Linked DNA regions of Mus musculus: region 2 is linked to region 1. The links are chromatin loops, found by intact Hi-C in ENCODE. Cell type or tissue: left cerebral cortex. All regions are shown on one strand.

What was found. A loop is a pair of places that touch in the nucleus more often than their neighbours do. Peaks named below come from ENCODE experiments on the same cell type or tissue, not always from the same donor. Only the 100,000 strongest peaks of a DNase experiment are listed, where the experiment ranks them.
Region 2: it touches region 1 in a loop (2.6-fold over the local background); 7 of 42 quality-filtered maps call a loop at or near these places.

Annotation. Positions count from the first base shown.
Region 1 is chr9:99,766,583-99,774,582 of GRCm38, reverse strand. No RefSeq gene overlaps it. Among named protein-coding and RNA genes, the nearest start is that of Gm23949, 20 kb to the right of the region's middle. In left cerebral cortex, no CTCF peak of the experiment used is centred here; a DNase peak (open chromatin) is centred at 3,708.
Region 2 is chr9:100,378,087-100,386,086 of GRCm38, reverse strand. It overlaps Gm34397 (a long non-coding RNA gene), which reads left to right. Exons shown (of 5, transcript XR_379751.2): 5 at 1,203-1,296. Among named protein-coding and RNA genes, the nearest start is that of Gm34397, 26 kb to the left of the region's middle. In left cerebral cortex, CTCF peaks have their summits at 3,187 and 3,389 (motif pointing right); a DNase peak (open chromatin) is centred at 3,407.

The DNA.
Region 1 (8,000 bases):
AGAGAGTAGGCATTGCTCTGCTTGCTGTACTCCGTTTCTTCACGATACCTGGACCACAGCAGCTAGACTCCAAAACGGAGGGACTTGCCAATCTAGAACTAAGTTAAAAAGCCACCACGGAGACTCTGCCTTGGTTTCCCACATTGTATCAGGACCAACACCCATGTACCTTTTTGTTCAAGTGGAAGAAGGAAGGTATTTTTACCTCCTTGACAAGAGAATTAAATTGTAACTATAAGTATTTAATGCTGTCCCAGCCTAAAATGGGGAGGAAAAGAAAAACTACTTTATCTATATACAAATAGGCAAGACAGAGAGAGACTTCAAGATTTCAGAGCATTAAAAGTGATGCAAAGCCCATTTAATGGACACCACCAGAGCTTTTTCCCCCCCAAGCACTGCAATTGATTGCCATGAGATTATGATGCCATTAAAATTCACTCTGCCCATAAACTAATGCTGAGGAAAATGCTGACGTTTATAGCGCTTCCTACAAGGGACATATTTCAGTGTGAAAGTAAGTCCTAATGTGAGAACTTTATCTCAGTAAAGCAACATCTAAGCTGGGGGAAGGAGGAGGAGGAAGAGAGGCCGTGCAGGAGTGCTGTGAGTTTTATTTCTCTCAATAATGGGTGTATGGATGCTAAATTCCAAAGACTTTTTAAAATAAATCTATTGGCCTTTGACAAAATCAATCCAAACCCCATAAACCAAGAAGTCATCCACTTGATATTAATGAGCCCACATTTGCATTTATTTGTCTCTTACACTAGACAAACCATTAATTTCATGTTTATGCTTCCTTTGAAGTCTGAATGCTCATAGATAGATGGCCTCATCGAATCTCCTGCTGCTACATTAATATTTCGCTATAAATGATAAATTTTATCATTTTCCACAACACCCCTTTTTACTTTAAGAAAGCTGTGAAAATACAAGCAATAAGTCTTGAGGTCTGAAAGCGCAGCACTCTTTTTTTTTTTTTTTTTTTAAATACTCTTCAGCTGAGATCATTAAAATAGTGATGTCTTTAGCATCAGGATACCCTTGATGGCCTCTGGGTTTGAAATCAACGTGATGTATAATCAGCCTCTCGTGAGTAAAAGATGGTTCGTGTGGCTGGAACTGACAGTCAAGCGCATTCCTGACCAGCGCTCAGTGCCTATGTTTATCTGATAATGTTTTAATTTCAGACATGAGCCTAATCCATTGACTCTAAAGAGGAAATCTTTGAGGTAGAAGTATTTAGCACCAGTGAAGTATTGTCCCTGGGTCATTTGGTAGGATATTAGAAATGGCAAACTACCAAGCAGGAGGTCCACGGGCTCTAGATGGAATGGATCACCGTTAATCAGTCCACATGCATATACCACGCAGATGGTCCCCGATGGTACTGCTACTGTTTGATGGTGGTGCCAATGACCGTGATGGTGGTGATTGATGAGTGCTGCTTCAACCTTTCTACATGTCCAGCACTGACCCTGGACTCTGAGGCCATCCTTCCAACAATCCTGGAGACAATTGCTACTGTCTCAGATTACTGATAATGGAACTGAAACTCAAAAAGCATAAATCATTTGCCAACTAAGCAACTGATGGAGAGCATGGGAGGTGCAGTTGCCTCTTTACACTGAGCTATCGCATGTAGAGCCCCCAGGAACGTCTAGAGATGCCTTGAACTCCAAATCTAAATTCCATTTCCACAGTAAAAGGAAGGAAGGGACCCAAGCCAGGAGTTTCCATGTGATCAACTTTGATGACAGTCACTTCAAGTCACCCTGAGTCAGGTACATACAATTAGAATGTCTCTTCACTTTTAATCTAGAACACTCTAGTAACATGTTCTTTGCCTTCTCTCATCCTTCAAGGGCTCTCTCTTCTGTTACTGACAGGTCCATCAGTCTAGTCTCTTTCACAGATGTGCACACAACTCTCTGAGACCATACCTATTGCTCTGTCTCCGTTCCACCAGCTAAATGGACTTCGTTTTGCTTACCCAAATACAACACTTCAGCCACAATTCATGTTTTATGTTCATGTGTCGTTAAAATTAATGTGTAGCTTCTTTATACGCTTATAAATATACATCCATATCTATCTTTTTAGATTACACTCCTTTTGGAGGATGAGCAGAAAGTCTCTCCTACCGGAGTTCCATATTCAAATTGATTCTATGAAAAATACTATTCGCACGAAGTAAAAAGACGCATTACAAGAAAAACATAAATTGTTAAAATGTCAAATGACTGCTTGGCTTATTTTTACTTTACTTCTGAGACAGAGTTGTGATTAAAGACTGGAGTGAAATGTTTTAAATGAAAACAAAAATAAGAATATTTAACTGGCAAGAAATGAGAAAGGCAGCTTGGTAGAAAATATCGGAGAGGCCCTCCATTTGGTCAAGAGCATAAATGGCTCAGGTATTGAGACTAGGCCTGTTCTGCTTGCATTACCAAAGGGATACAGAGCATACGTGCAAGGGTAGAGATCAACTTCCTGACCACAGGGCAGGCTGCAGACAGAGGCTAGGCATCCTTAAGTAAACTAGCAGACTGGGTGGAAGAAAAATCGCAACCACTCTCTGTTGGCCGGTTTTTATTGTCGTTCTTATTCACGTGTCTGGATGTTTTGTCTGCAGATAAGAATGTGCACCCTGTGCATGGTGCACATGGAGGTAAAAGAGGGAGTTGAATGCCCCAGAACTGGAGTTACAGATGTTGGGAGCTGCTACATGTGTGCTAGAAACCAAACATGGGTCTTCTCTGCAAGAGAAGTGCTCCTGACCATGTGTTGATCCATCTCTCCAGCCCTTCTTTCATGGACTTTTGATGTTTCCCATTTAATTATACAATTGTCCTTAACTAAACACTACTATTACCTCTGTTTTAAACTCAGGAAAAGCAAGACCTTGGAAGAACATATAAGTTGCATAGAGATGCTAAGGTACTAAGATCGAAGGTACTAAGAAATAAAGCTGAAATTCAGACCCAGAATGCTCTGCTCCAGACCAATGCTGTCTGGCTTCTTTAGTAGCCACATGTGAACTCAAGAAGAAAGCCTGCTTCAGCTCACCCTACACAGTAACTGTGGTCGCCTGCTTCAATAAATGGCCCTCTCTTTACAATGGAGTGGGCAGTAATTGAAAAGAAAATCATTATAATCTCCCAAGTGATCATGACCATGGACAGAGCCATTCTTTCTAGACTTGGAGTTAGAATAAAGGGCCTATCATCCAACTTCTCTGCTTCACAGAAAATAAGGGGCTCTTGAGTGTTAGCATGTTGTCTTAAAAGAGAACTGTGCCCACAGTGACCAGACACCTTGAAAAGAATTTAACCAAGTCAGTCACTGAAAAGCTCACCTACATTCCCCCAGGTCACTAGCAGTGTGATTAAGGGATCCAGGGGGGTCTTTCATTTGTCCCCTCTATCTCACTCTTCTTTTTCATTTGAAAAATTGTAAGTTCTCTATGGGGTTTCCTGAATCTGGATCCAAGGCTGAAATTTCCTTTCACTTCAGACTCACACAGAGAGAGGAATAGAGATGAGAATGAGGAAAACAAAATTCTATTTTTCTGAACCAGCAATGTTTACACCCAAGGCTCAGCGGAGACACAAGAGACAAAGTTCTTTTGTCTGTGCAACAATAGCCCCCGGGGAGCTGGTGCCGTCCTGCTGGGCAAGGTTGCCGCGCCAGCCCCATTGTGTAAGATGTGAGTGAGTGTGTCGATGCTTCTGCCGCCAGAGACTGTTGTGTGCTCAGAACAGTGCCCATTGTGCCCATCTTGCAAGAAGGACTTGGGCTCACCGATGGAAAACACTCACTGTCACTGTCCCCTAACCTCCGCTTTGCCATCCAAATCTCACGTTATGGATATAATCCAGACCTCTGTCATTTGAGGTCCTCTTGCCCTGTACTTCTGAAACAAAAGCTATTATACTGCACCATGAAAAAAAAAAAAAAAAACGTGGACGTGCAGACATAAAGGGGCCTGGAACACCAGCCTCCAAGGGAGCTCCATTTAAAGTTTTAAAATCAAGGAAAACAAAACACTTCCGATTAAAAAACAAGCTTCCATGCCTTTGAGCGCGCACGCACACACACACACAGGTGCATTCATGAGAACATTTCATCAAAATGCTCAGGACAAGAGAGAGTGACCTGTCCTTGCTTTCAGACGCAGAGAGGTGTAGTTGGAGAAGAGGGCCAGACAAGAAGGAAGCCTGAGCTTGCTGAACAAGGCTCGTTCCAATTAATGGGCTCTAACACAGGCAGAAAGGGCACACTTTAACTAAGACACATGGCAGGCAGAGAATATAATCTCTGCACAAATGAAGGGTGCAACCCCACTTTCTTAAAACAGCTTCTCACACCTCTAAAACAAACACAACCAAAAGCAGGTCATATTTTCCTCCCAGTAAGGGAGGCTCTGTGTTCTCCACAAACACCCAGGACACCACCCTGGCAAAGTGGTAGCTATACTGGGTTTGTCATTTAACTCTCTAAGAATCTCAAGGTATTTTGAAAACATAGGGGGTGGGGACTAGGTGCAGGAAATAACACGTTCCTCAAGTCCAAAATGACTCTGAGAAATCACTTGAGGCTCACTCCAGGTTTTAGCATCACATTCTCTGCCTGCAGGACCCAGGGAGAAAAGATGCAGCATCTTCTTAAAGCCATCCAATGCTAAGCATCACACGTCTCCCCAGCCACCCATTCTTAGACCAAAATGTATGTCTACTGCTTTCCTCTTGCAATCCTTCCACCTAGGAACCCTTCCTGCTTGCATACCCTTGCCACCTTCTTCTCATTGTCTATCCAGTTCCTATTTCACAACTGATCTTTAACACACACCCTTCCGTCAAACTCCAGCAGTGGATGAGTGAGGAAACCCCTTCCCTACAGGCATCTGCCTTGCTCTTACTGCAGACATCATCAGATGGTCTTGGAACCTTTCTCGGTGGCATTGGGAGCTGCCAACAAGATGCCCTTTGGTTAATTGGAATTCATGCTAATTCTGTGACCTATCACAGGGATAGAGGGGTGGCTCTGCATCTTGAAGATGAAAAACTCGTTTATGTCACTCAGTATTGGAATGCTGTTGTCGGAGGTGTTGGTATTGATGGTGGTGGTGGTGGTGGTGTGTGTGTGTGTGTGTGTGTGTGTGTGTGTGTGTGTGTTGCTGAAGATGAAGTCCAGGGTCTTGCACATTCTGGGCCATATCTCCAGGCCAGCAGTGCCCAGTGCCCTCATAAGTACTATTCTTATCACATCAATTTCCTAAATAAGAATTTGTCAGGCTGTTTGCTGTCTTTGGGGACAAACTATCTCATTTTCCCTTCATTCTGCCTCCTGCTAGACCAGATGTTGTCCTGGTCTCTGATGGCAGAAAGACATCTCTGTGCGCCATTGTCAAACCGATTCCTGACTTCATCTTTCTGAGTCAGTCAAACCTGTTCCCTGACCAACTTCTCATCCCAGTCTGTTTATTTCTTTTGCTTGGATTGAGCCCACAGTTTTTGCTGGAAAGTGAGGAAATAGTAGGAGAGGGCGAGAAATGAGAGGAAAGGGGGATGGAGAAAAAGATAGGGCTGTGTGTGTGGGGGGGAATAGAAATGTGGGAGAAAGAGAGAGAATGGAATGTTTGCACCAAACCACCTAGTCACCTGACTTCCCAGCATGCATTGCGATCTGGTAAGTTCTGCTTTGGAATTTCTAAAGTCTGCTGTCCCCTGCTGAAAATGGTATTGAGCGAAGACAGAGCCATTTGCAGTCACAGACTCTACAGGTCCAGTAGATCCTCTTTTGAAGTCCTGCCTATCCACAGCATCTATTGTGCATCTACATTTCATTGCTCATCCTTAGTCCTCGTGATGATGTAATTTATATACAGAGAGACAGAAACAAGAGTTAAACAGAGATACAGAGGTGTGTGTGTGTGTGTGTGTGTGTGTGTGTGTGTGTGTGTGTGCGCGTGCGCGCGCATGCGTGCGTGCGTGGGGGGAGAGGAGAGCATGATATTAGTGTGGTAGAAGCCAGTTCATCTATTTCTTTATCATCACGCATCCCAAGCTGGCTTTGAACTTATGATCCTCCAACCTCTGCCCTCAAAGGCTGGAACTACAAGAGCGAATTGCTACATGTTTTTAAGCTGTCTATTAATGAGTGCTATAAAGTGAAACAGAAATGCAATGTGTTGGATTTCAGCAGAGTTCTTTTCAAGGCAATTATTTTTAGAGGAACTCACCCTGTATTTATAACCATTTTCTTTCCCTTATTAGATTTGGCATCCCCACCCATCCTGCCCCTAGAGTCCCTCTCATGTGTCTACAACATGGCAATGTACCAGTTGAAACCACAAGTAATTCAACCTAAGGCCAAAGCCAATTCCAAATTATTTGTCTCAACAGAACTACCTGAATTTGCCAAGTGCTCTGATGCTCCACAGCCATAATTATGTTTCATAATTTGCTGCTCTGTAGACACTTGGAGACAGAAGTGCTGAATTAATTGTAGCATTTTTGTGACCTCTAGACTTTCTCCATTAAGATCAGGTTAATTTTCAACATGAGAAGACTCATTTTTCTGAACAGAATACTATCAGTAATAAACACGGAGCATAAGTGTGCGGTATGCACAAGTGGCTGCTATCAAACAGCTCTTCGATCACAGCCCAGTTCCGCTGAAAAGCCATTTACGTCAAATGCATTAGGAGAGGATGTGATGAGCATTTGATTGGTTTGGGCTTTGTGGACAGGCAGCAGCATCTCTCAACGATTTGGATATATGTTTGTGATGAGGTAAAACCGTGAGTAGGCGTGTTCACCTCAAGGTTCATTGACAGGGTCTGAGGTGTTTTTGAAAAAGAGGAAGACTTCACGGAGCCACCTGGGGGGACCACTCGTTGGAGGCGCTTCATATTACTAGAGGCCACAGGGCTTGTGCTGTTTTGAAGGACTCCTCACCATCCTTCATGCTTGCTCTGACTATGCAGATGCCAATTGAACGGCCCTTGAAGTAATCTGAGCCAACACTCCAGGGTATTGTTTTAACTCCAGTGTATGTGTAAAGCAGGCCAGACTGTAGCTTGGTGGCCTTGCAGTGAAATGCACCTTAGCTGACTAAGAGGGGCTTTTCATAGCATCATCCTGGCCGATTAATGAGCTGTCAAGTTTCTGACCAAGCTTCATCCACTTCTTAGTGAGAGATTCTGGGTAGGAGACTCTCACTCATGAGCAGCATCAATAAGAAGCAGAAATGGCCCTAGAACTAACCAAGATACATTATTTAGTGTCACATGATTTCTGAGACACTGACTTATTCCACATTACCCCCTGTGTTATTTCCAAAAGATAGCATGAATATGATCTCTTTCCATAGAGTGTTAAGTAGAAGATGTAAATTTTGGAACAAATCTAAATCATCAATGCCCTCTTCTAAGTGGGTGTGGCTAGCTTGTAACATTTATAAGAAATTTGGGGTAGATTAATAGTCTTTATAGCTGGGATTCTTAGTTTCCCTGGAGAAAAAAAAATGGGGAAATTAAGCTAAAGAGCTGGGGCACGGCAAGAAGTGGCATTCCCATAAGTCCAGTTTTGGAGAATGTCAGTGTAGCATGCGGCTCCTGCATCCTGGAGGGGTGGGACACATGCAAACGTTCAGAAACAGACAGGATGCTGGCGATGTGGGGCCTCGGCACAACCACATGCCATTAAATCCAAGACCTTTTGGCATTCTGCGTTCTAATCGAAAATATTGTCGATGTTTAAAAATTCTAAATTGTTCATGTGGTGAGCCGAGACGAAGTGCACAGTAGGCTCCTCAACTTCTCGTGGTACCACAGCCCTTCCAGAGACTCTCCAGAGAACGTGAGACAAAGCTAGACTGCAGATAGCTTTCCTGACCGCTGGCATGTGTGTGGGGCCAATTAAAACTGCGGAGAGATCTGGGTTGGAAACGTCACACTGAAATAGTTGTTCTCAAATACTCTTCAAACACAT
Region 2 (8,000 bases), 610 kb before region 1:
TCAGTGGATACAGAGAGTCTAGCTAGCCCAGGGTCAGCATCAGTGGATACAGAGAGTCTAGCTAGCCCAGGGTCAGCATCAGTGGATACCCACTGAGTAGGCTCCTGGATGAGACAAAGCCAGCCACTCAGAAGAGAAAGCACATGCCCTGCAGAAGCTTAGAACCCTCTGGAGACAATGTCCCTGTCTCTGTTGTCAATGTGGGGACTGCCCCTGTGCACTCTCTGCCCTTACAGACCACGCTTGCCTGAGGCCTAGCATTTTGCTCTGTCCTTGTTGCAGGCCAACACTGAGCACACGCTTGTAAAAGAGCCCCTCATTTAGAGTAGGTTCAGCTTTGGGAAACAGAAGATGGCTGACACAAAATGAACTCCGTGGTATTTTTTGTTTTTTGTTTTGTCTCATAATTCTTTGGGACCTTCCTTCCTTCCTTCCTTCCTTCCTTCCTTCCTTCCTTCCTTCCTTCTTTCCTTCCTTCCTTCCCCTTCCTTCCTTCCTTCCTTCCTTCCTTCCTTCCTTCCTTCCTTCCTTCCTCCCTTCCTTCCTTTCTTTCTTCCTTTCTTCCTTTCTTTCAACATTGTGTATCTTTTGCTTTTATATTATGGTTTCCAGTTTTGTTTTTATGGATTTTCTGTATGTGTCTCAAAGTTTATATATGTTTCTTATTTTTTTCATTGGTATTCCACCCTCTTTGTTTCTTTAGTCCTGTTCTGGTTTGTTTATTTGATTTCATCTTTTATCATCATCATCATCATCATCATACTTTTGATGACTGTATTCTAATGAGAGAGAGAAGGAAAGGGTATAGATTTGGGTAGATGGAGAAGTGGGGGGGAATCTGAGAGGAGCTGGGGGAGGGGAAATTGTGATTAGAATATATTATATGAGAAAAAAATCTATTTTCAATTTAAAAAGGAAGGAAGGAAAGAAGGAAGGAAGGAAGGAAGGAAGGAAGGAAGGAAGGAAGAGAGGAAGCTGGGGACCACAAGACCCTTCTAACATAGGAGAGGTCAGTGAGTTTTGCTTCATGGCTTCACATGCCCGGAGAGGAGAGACCAGAAGCCTGGGATATATGTGACCTGAGAAGCAAGGAGATGGCATAGTTGGGCATGGCTCTTTATCAAAGACCCCTTTCCTCTCCTGGGGTCTCTGGCCCCTAGATCTCTGACCTTCTCTGGTGTCTTTTCTCTTCCATCTTACAGAGCCTGCCAAGGTCAATGAGAAGAAGACACAAAGGAACAGATCAAGAGCCAATTCTTGACAGTTGAGTTTTCTAAATAGGTTCAAAAACTCGTATCAAGGGCGACATTCTTGAAAGCCAAGGCTTTTGATTTGAAATCTTTTTTTTTTTTTTCACTTCAGAAGAGTAAATAAATCCTGGAAGGAGCTGAAGAACAAAACAGTGCTCCCAACCCCAGCACGGAGAAGGACTCCTCTTTTCTTTAATTCAATTTTGCTATAACAGAAAAATTTAAAAAGTGAGAGAATAGTAAAATGGCCTGACGTTCTCACCATTTAATTTGGAACACGTGTTGACCCTGGCCTCGTCTTTTCTCATCTCTTTCTGACTCTCTCCACCATGTGGATGATCTCATACTTTATCTGCAGGTGCTTCTGTGACCTTAATATAGGACTTTAGAAGACACAACTCTAGAGCTGGAGAGATGGCTGACTGGATAAACTGCCACCAAAGACTGGAACCCAAGTTCTAGTCCTAGATTCCATGTAAAGATAGGAGGAGAGAGCTGAATCCTGAAAATTTTTCTCTAACCTCCATATGTGTGTTTCTCTCTCTCTCTCTCTCTCACACACACACACGTTCATACTCACACGTGCATGCACACCTGTTAATAATAATAAGCAAAAAGTTAAAAAAGAAATCACAACCCTAATATAATTGTGCCTAAAGATGATTAATTATAATTAGTGACTATATAGACAGTCCCCTAATTTGCATATTTTTTAAGGTAAGAGAAGATTATATAATTATATTAATCTCAAAGATAAATAATAAAAATAAACATGTTTTTAATGAATTGTTTTAGATTAGTGTGTAAAGTGGCAGGTTTTCATTTTAGAATACCTTCTTACAACTAGTAATTTGTCAAATCTTTTATTATTATGAGCAAAACTCATAGGTAAATTTGATCTTATATATACAATTAAGAAATTAGTGGAGTGTTCTAGCTGGATTATGATGCAGAAATAAAACCAAAGCCACTTGACTCATTCATTTTACATTCAACTACTTGGACACTGCCGTATGGGAAATATACTTATGTCTCAGGCTTGAGCGTAGAGTCACAGTGACAATGGAACTGCGAGCACAGAGCCGCACGGATCGCATGTGCTGGTTTAATTGCTACAAACAGCGTTGTTGCCTGAGACACTTTGGTTGCGATGACGAACAACTTTTGCAATGGTTTGTAACAAAACAGGTCCCACATTACCTTGACAGTGTTATTGCTATCCTCAAAAATTGAGTGTGTATTTAAAGTATATAAAATTTCTTTTCGTCTGTAATGTGGCATCGGCCCCAGGTTCAGCTAACTGTCGGTGATTTTTAAGCCTGCATTGACCACCTGTGCAATCACCAGGCTGGTGAGGCTTAGGCCAGTTCTCAAGTGTTGGGACAATCCTATGCGTTGTTAAGGTCTCCTGCCCACCAAATACCAGAACTATTCCATATTAAAGGTTATTGAAGAAACCTAACAAAATTTAATGTTCTTCAATGATTTTTAATTGAATCCAGAGTGGAACTAAAATATTATCTAGAACATTACTTGCATAACTGGGATATTATAGACAAGAATTTTATAGATAGTACTATTAATGCTATTTTGTGGATTAACTGGTGAGCTATCCACATAGTCTCATAACACTTCCATATAGATTATAAAAATTTGAAATTAAAACCGTTAGAGAAATATCCTAACCTTTTTTCCTCCCAACTTTGCTACAGAGGCGATCCTATAACTCTGCCATCCTCAATAGACACAGTAACTTCAGCGAGAAAGGAAGCTGAGGGAGCAGGAAGGATCAAAGTGGGGTGAGCTTTAGCGCGCCCTTCTGGGGCTGGGTGGCAGAGGTGTCTCGGAACTCCTGTAGGCGTGGGCTTGGGTTTCTCAGGGTCCTAACAAGTCATATTCTCTTTAGAGTGTCAGAAAGGGCGGTTACCAAAAAAAAAAAAAACAAAACAAACAAACAAACAAAAAAAAAACAAAAACAAAAACAAAAAAAACCAAAACCAAAAACAAAACAAAAACAAAAACAAAAACAAAAACAAAAAAACAAAAAAAAAAAAAAAAAGAAAGGGCGGTTACCCACCCGGGATGGGAGGGAAGTTAGGAGGAACTCGATGGTTGATGAAAGGTGAAGGGTTCATTCCAGCAGGGGGCAGCAGAGAGCTAGGATGTGATAGCGGCTGGCTCTCCCATGGCTTTTCCCACACCTGGGACACTGGTGCTGCTGGGTTTGGACTCAGCAGCCAGCTTGAGCAAGGAGGGCAGTGGAAAGGAACAGAGCAGAGCAAGGGCCACAAGAATTTGAGGGAGTCACTCAAACTTAAAACGTCTTAATGATTTGATAGCATTCATGGAGAGGGAGATAAGTTATTTTTTGCTGTCAAGTGAAAGTGGGGCCAACAGTCATGTTGCATTCCTTTCAGCAAGCCTGGTTTTTGTGGTGTTTGAAACGTGAGCAGCCATAGTCTTCTGAGTCCCTTGTACCCACTGGGTAGAACATTTAATACTGCCAGACCCCTTTGTTATTTCACGTTTTAAAAGTCATTGATCATCAAGCACTTAGAGATCTGAGAAGGTGAGGGTGTCACTGAATATGCAGAACATGTCAGAGAGATAGCCAGGACCTGGACACAGACCCGGAGTGGCCATTTTTTAGAAGTCAGAAGCTTCCAGGGAAAAAGCCATGTCCAAAGTCACGAGTATGGAGAAGTCCCCAAGTCCTGGGTGTCTCTTTCTCCGTTCTTTAAGAAGAGTCAAGGAAGGACTGTCTTCCCGACTGAGACCTATGGAGAATGAGTGGGTTCCTGTGAAATAAAACCCTTGTGCCTTCAGCCCTGCTAATCAGAGGATGCCACAGGAACTGGCAGGGGCAGATGGCTGAGATCCTATCACAGCAGCCTCAGGATTTAAGAACATTAATTTTAAAGGGGGATTAAAGCACAGAAGGACGTTTTTAAAACGTCATGCATTTTCATAAGCACCTAGGCATGCTTACTGTGTTCACGTGACAGGCCTTTGTATCAAACTGTGATGAAAGTGAGGGGCTTTTACTACGAATCTGTGTGATGGGGGAGCTGGTGTTTGTTCTGATGAAATACTGGCTAGAGTTACACTTATGTCTCAGTGTTGGTTTGCTGGCTCCTGGGATAGAGTGTACCACTCTGGGTTGCTAGCCATGGAAATTGAGCTAACCTTGAGACACTGTGGCTTATACAGTCAGTCTATCCTGGACTAGACGTCTAACCCACTGTACTTTTTGGACTTCAGACACAAAGCTATCCCTGTGGTCTTCAGACTGGAGACAACATCTCCCAGGATGCTCAGTGGCTTTCAGGGAGACATGAGGGCTCACAGAAAATTCAGTTGCCTTAGTCTATATGCCTTCTTTACTGATATTATCCATCTGGGAATGTGCCTGTGGCATGAAGGCTCTCTGCTCCATTCCACGTGTACTCACTTGAGAAAACACACAGGCAGCTTCTTGCTGCCTACAGATCCAGATGTAGAACTCTCAGCTTCTTCTCTGCCTGCACCCTGCCGTGCTTCCAACCATGTCAATGGATTAAACCTCTAAACTCAAATCCATCTTTGAGTGCCGAGAGGGGCGTGGGGGGCGCTTCACCTTTAATCCCAGAACTTGGGAGGAGGCAGAGGCAGGAGGATCTCTGTGAGTTCAAGACCAACCTACTCTACAAAGCAAGTTCCAGGACAGACAGAGCTGTCTTGAAAAAAAAAAAAAAACCCTCAAAAATAAAATAAAGTGCTTTCAGCAGTGCCTGGGTTCTGTGCTGTAGCTGTGGCCATTGTCCAGAGCTCCGGAAAACTTAGCACACCTGGCTCGGCGGGTTCCTGGCAAGTCTAATACACATCAATGTACATCAATGTACTGTCTATAAATCTCACGATTTCAATTAAAAAAAAAAAGAAACAAAACACACGTGCCTTCCCTCTGACCTTGGGATGGCTGAAACTTTTTTTTTTTTTTTAAATAAAATTGACGTTCACTCCTCCTTGCCCCTCCTCACCCCCTTTTAAACCAGAGTGGTATTAGGGGTATAATGATGGTGTGGTGTCTCAGAGTTTCAACTCTGAATGAAGTCAGGATGTGTCTTCTAGTCGATGTTATATCTCATTTACCTCGGTTGTGTGTGTGTTTATGTTCTAGCACTAAAAGCTGCAGAATGGGTTCTGTATCTTGAAGGTGAACCCTGGAGATGAGCATGGAGCACCCTTAGACAAAATATTGCTTTACTAAGTAGAAAAAATACATTTAAAATATATTCTTTGAAAATTTCATGCACGCGTACAATGAATTCGATCGTATCGGCTCCTCATCCTCTCTCCGACTCTTTCCATGTCCCTGGCTCCCTGTCTCCCTCTCAACTTCACGTCCTTTTTATTTAACACATGATCAACATGATTTATTGTTAATTTTATTACTAAGTCACTGTTACACGTGGCTGGTGCTAGTGGTGAGGTGGGCAACAGGGGTGGGGGGCTGATGGGATAGGAAAAAACTCAAGAACAAAAGACGGGAGTACCAGTCATGATTGTAAGTCTTTTGTTGCCTCACTTAAAGGTAGAGCATCCTTCTTTGCTGTGTAGAAGCGCTGGCTACAACAGGCCCAAAAAGATTCATATTAGGAAGGTGGCCAAAGAGTGATGGGGTTTTGAAGGGAGACAAATGTCTGGAGAGGAAGGAGCAAAGCCACTGTGAGTGGAAAGAATGGGAGGGAAGCCCAGGGAGAGGCCTTGGCCAGGAAAGGACATGGGCATCAAAGGGAAAGGAAAAGAGGCGTGAGCAATCAAAGCCCCATGCCCTGGGTCACGTGTTAGTAATATTCTGTTGCTACACTTCAGCCAGGTACCATCTGAGGGACCTTTAAGATCTTTAATACTGTCATAGCATGACCATAATTGCTTTGTGGGACATCTTTGATTGTTGTTCTCTTGCTAACTTGGGGTGTGTGTGTGTGTGCAATTCTCAGAGCTCCCAGTGCAGCAGTTTTCAACCTGTGGGTCACAACCCCTTTTGGGGGTTCCACAGGGGTCACCTAAAACCATTGGGAATATCAGATATTTACATTATGATTCATGACAGTTACAAAATTACAAATAAAATAGCAACGAAGGTAATTATTATGGTTGGGAGTCACCACAACATGGAAAACTCTGTCAGAGGGTTGGGGCATTAGGAAGGTTAAGTACCACTACCCTAGAGTGGGCAGCTACAGATGGGGACTTTACCATGGGACTTACACTGGCGAAGAGTGGACAGAGGCAACACAGTGGTTCAGAAGCAGCCTTGAGACACGGGCTCTGCAGGCGCTCTGCTCCGTCCCTCTGCCTCAATAACATGCCCCCTTTTTAAATTTAAAAACAAACAACAAACAAACAAACCAAACCCCTGCTTAGTCTAATGAATGGTTCTAGGATGTACATGGGTACATATACTGGAAGATGAGCAGCCTATGGGGGCCAAATCCCTGAAGAAAACTGACTCTCCCTTCCTTAGTAGCTGCCAGCCACCAATTGCTCCCCTGCTAGTGGTGGGGCCTCATGCATCCTTCCTCCATTTGGGCTGAAGTTTGATAGGTATGATCTTGGGTGAGTCTTGTGTAAGCAACCATGGCCACCGTGAGCCCAAGTGTCCTGTGACCCTGTGGTGACCAGAAAACACAATTCTGTGATAGTCCTCCCCGGTCTCGGGGAGATATGAGAATGGAAACTGTGGTTGTTTATTTATTGGCTGGAAAAGAGACTTGGAAGAGCTGGACTCAGAATAGAAGTTTACGTTAGGAGGAATGGTAAGTTAAGTTCATTTGGCTACCCTTTTTTTTTTTCCTGAATGTAAACACACCACACGGATTCAGAAGGTATGGCAGACCATTGCCAGGGTACCTGGTGCTCACACACCATGTTGTTTGCCCCAAGATCCAAAGTGGAGAAGAGGAAGCTACAGGGATCAGATGAAGAATGGTGGCCTTGGGCAAACACCAGGATATAAGACAACAAGGCTTTTCTTTTTTTTAATTTTTGTTTTTCTTTTCTTTTTTTCAAGAAGAGGTAGGAAAGGCTTTGGTGAAGGAGAAAACCATGAAGAGGTGTTTTTTACCAACCACCGGTGACCCTGATGATTAGTTAAAAGTCAGTTATTTTGAATGGCTTAAGACTCTAACCTTGGCCCCGACCTGTCTCTGGAACAGACAGGCTGAAAGGGTCCAAAGTGAATTATGCAGAGGCCACTTAGGCTAAGCCTCTTGGCGTTCTGAATTGGATGCCATTTTTAATTCTCATTTTCTCATGGCTGCCGCTGCGGCTGCCGCGTGCATGTTTGTGTTTGCAGAAGCAGTTCAGGCCCTACAATTTCCAGCCATCCTGTTAAGACCCAGGCCGCCTTGCTATCTCCTATCTTTGTCCCTCACCTCATTTTGAAGGATTGTTACACATGTGTAAGCACAATGGGATTATGTATTCATTGTGTTTGTCCACTCTTTTCTGTGCCACAAAAGGAGAAATAGCCTGCACTGCGACTTAAGGGCTTTCTGACCGCTCCAAAGTCATGACATTTCCTTTGCTCTTTGATGGCTGGCTTTTCAAAGCCGAGGAAGCTGGGTGACAAACTCCGTTGGCTCCAGGAGGGAGATGGCTCTTCGTTGTTGTGAAAAAGCACATTTGGTAACTTTTAAAAAGCAAATTGAGGACTTAATAGAGCACACAGTCTTCTTTGGAGATTGCTACAAGGTGGATTGTCTT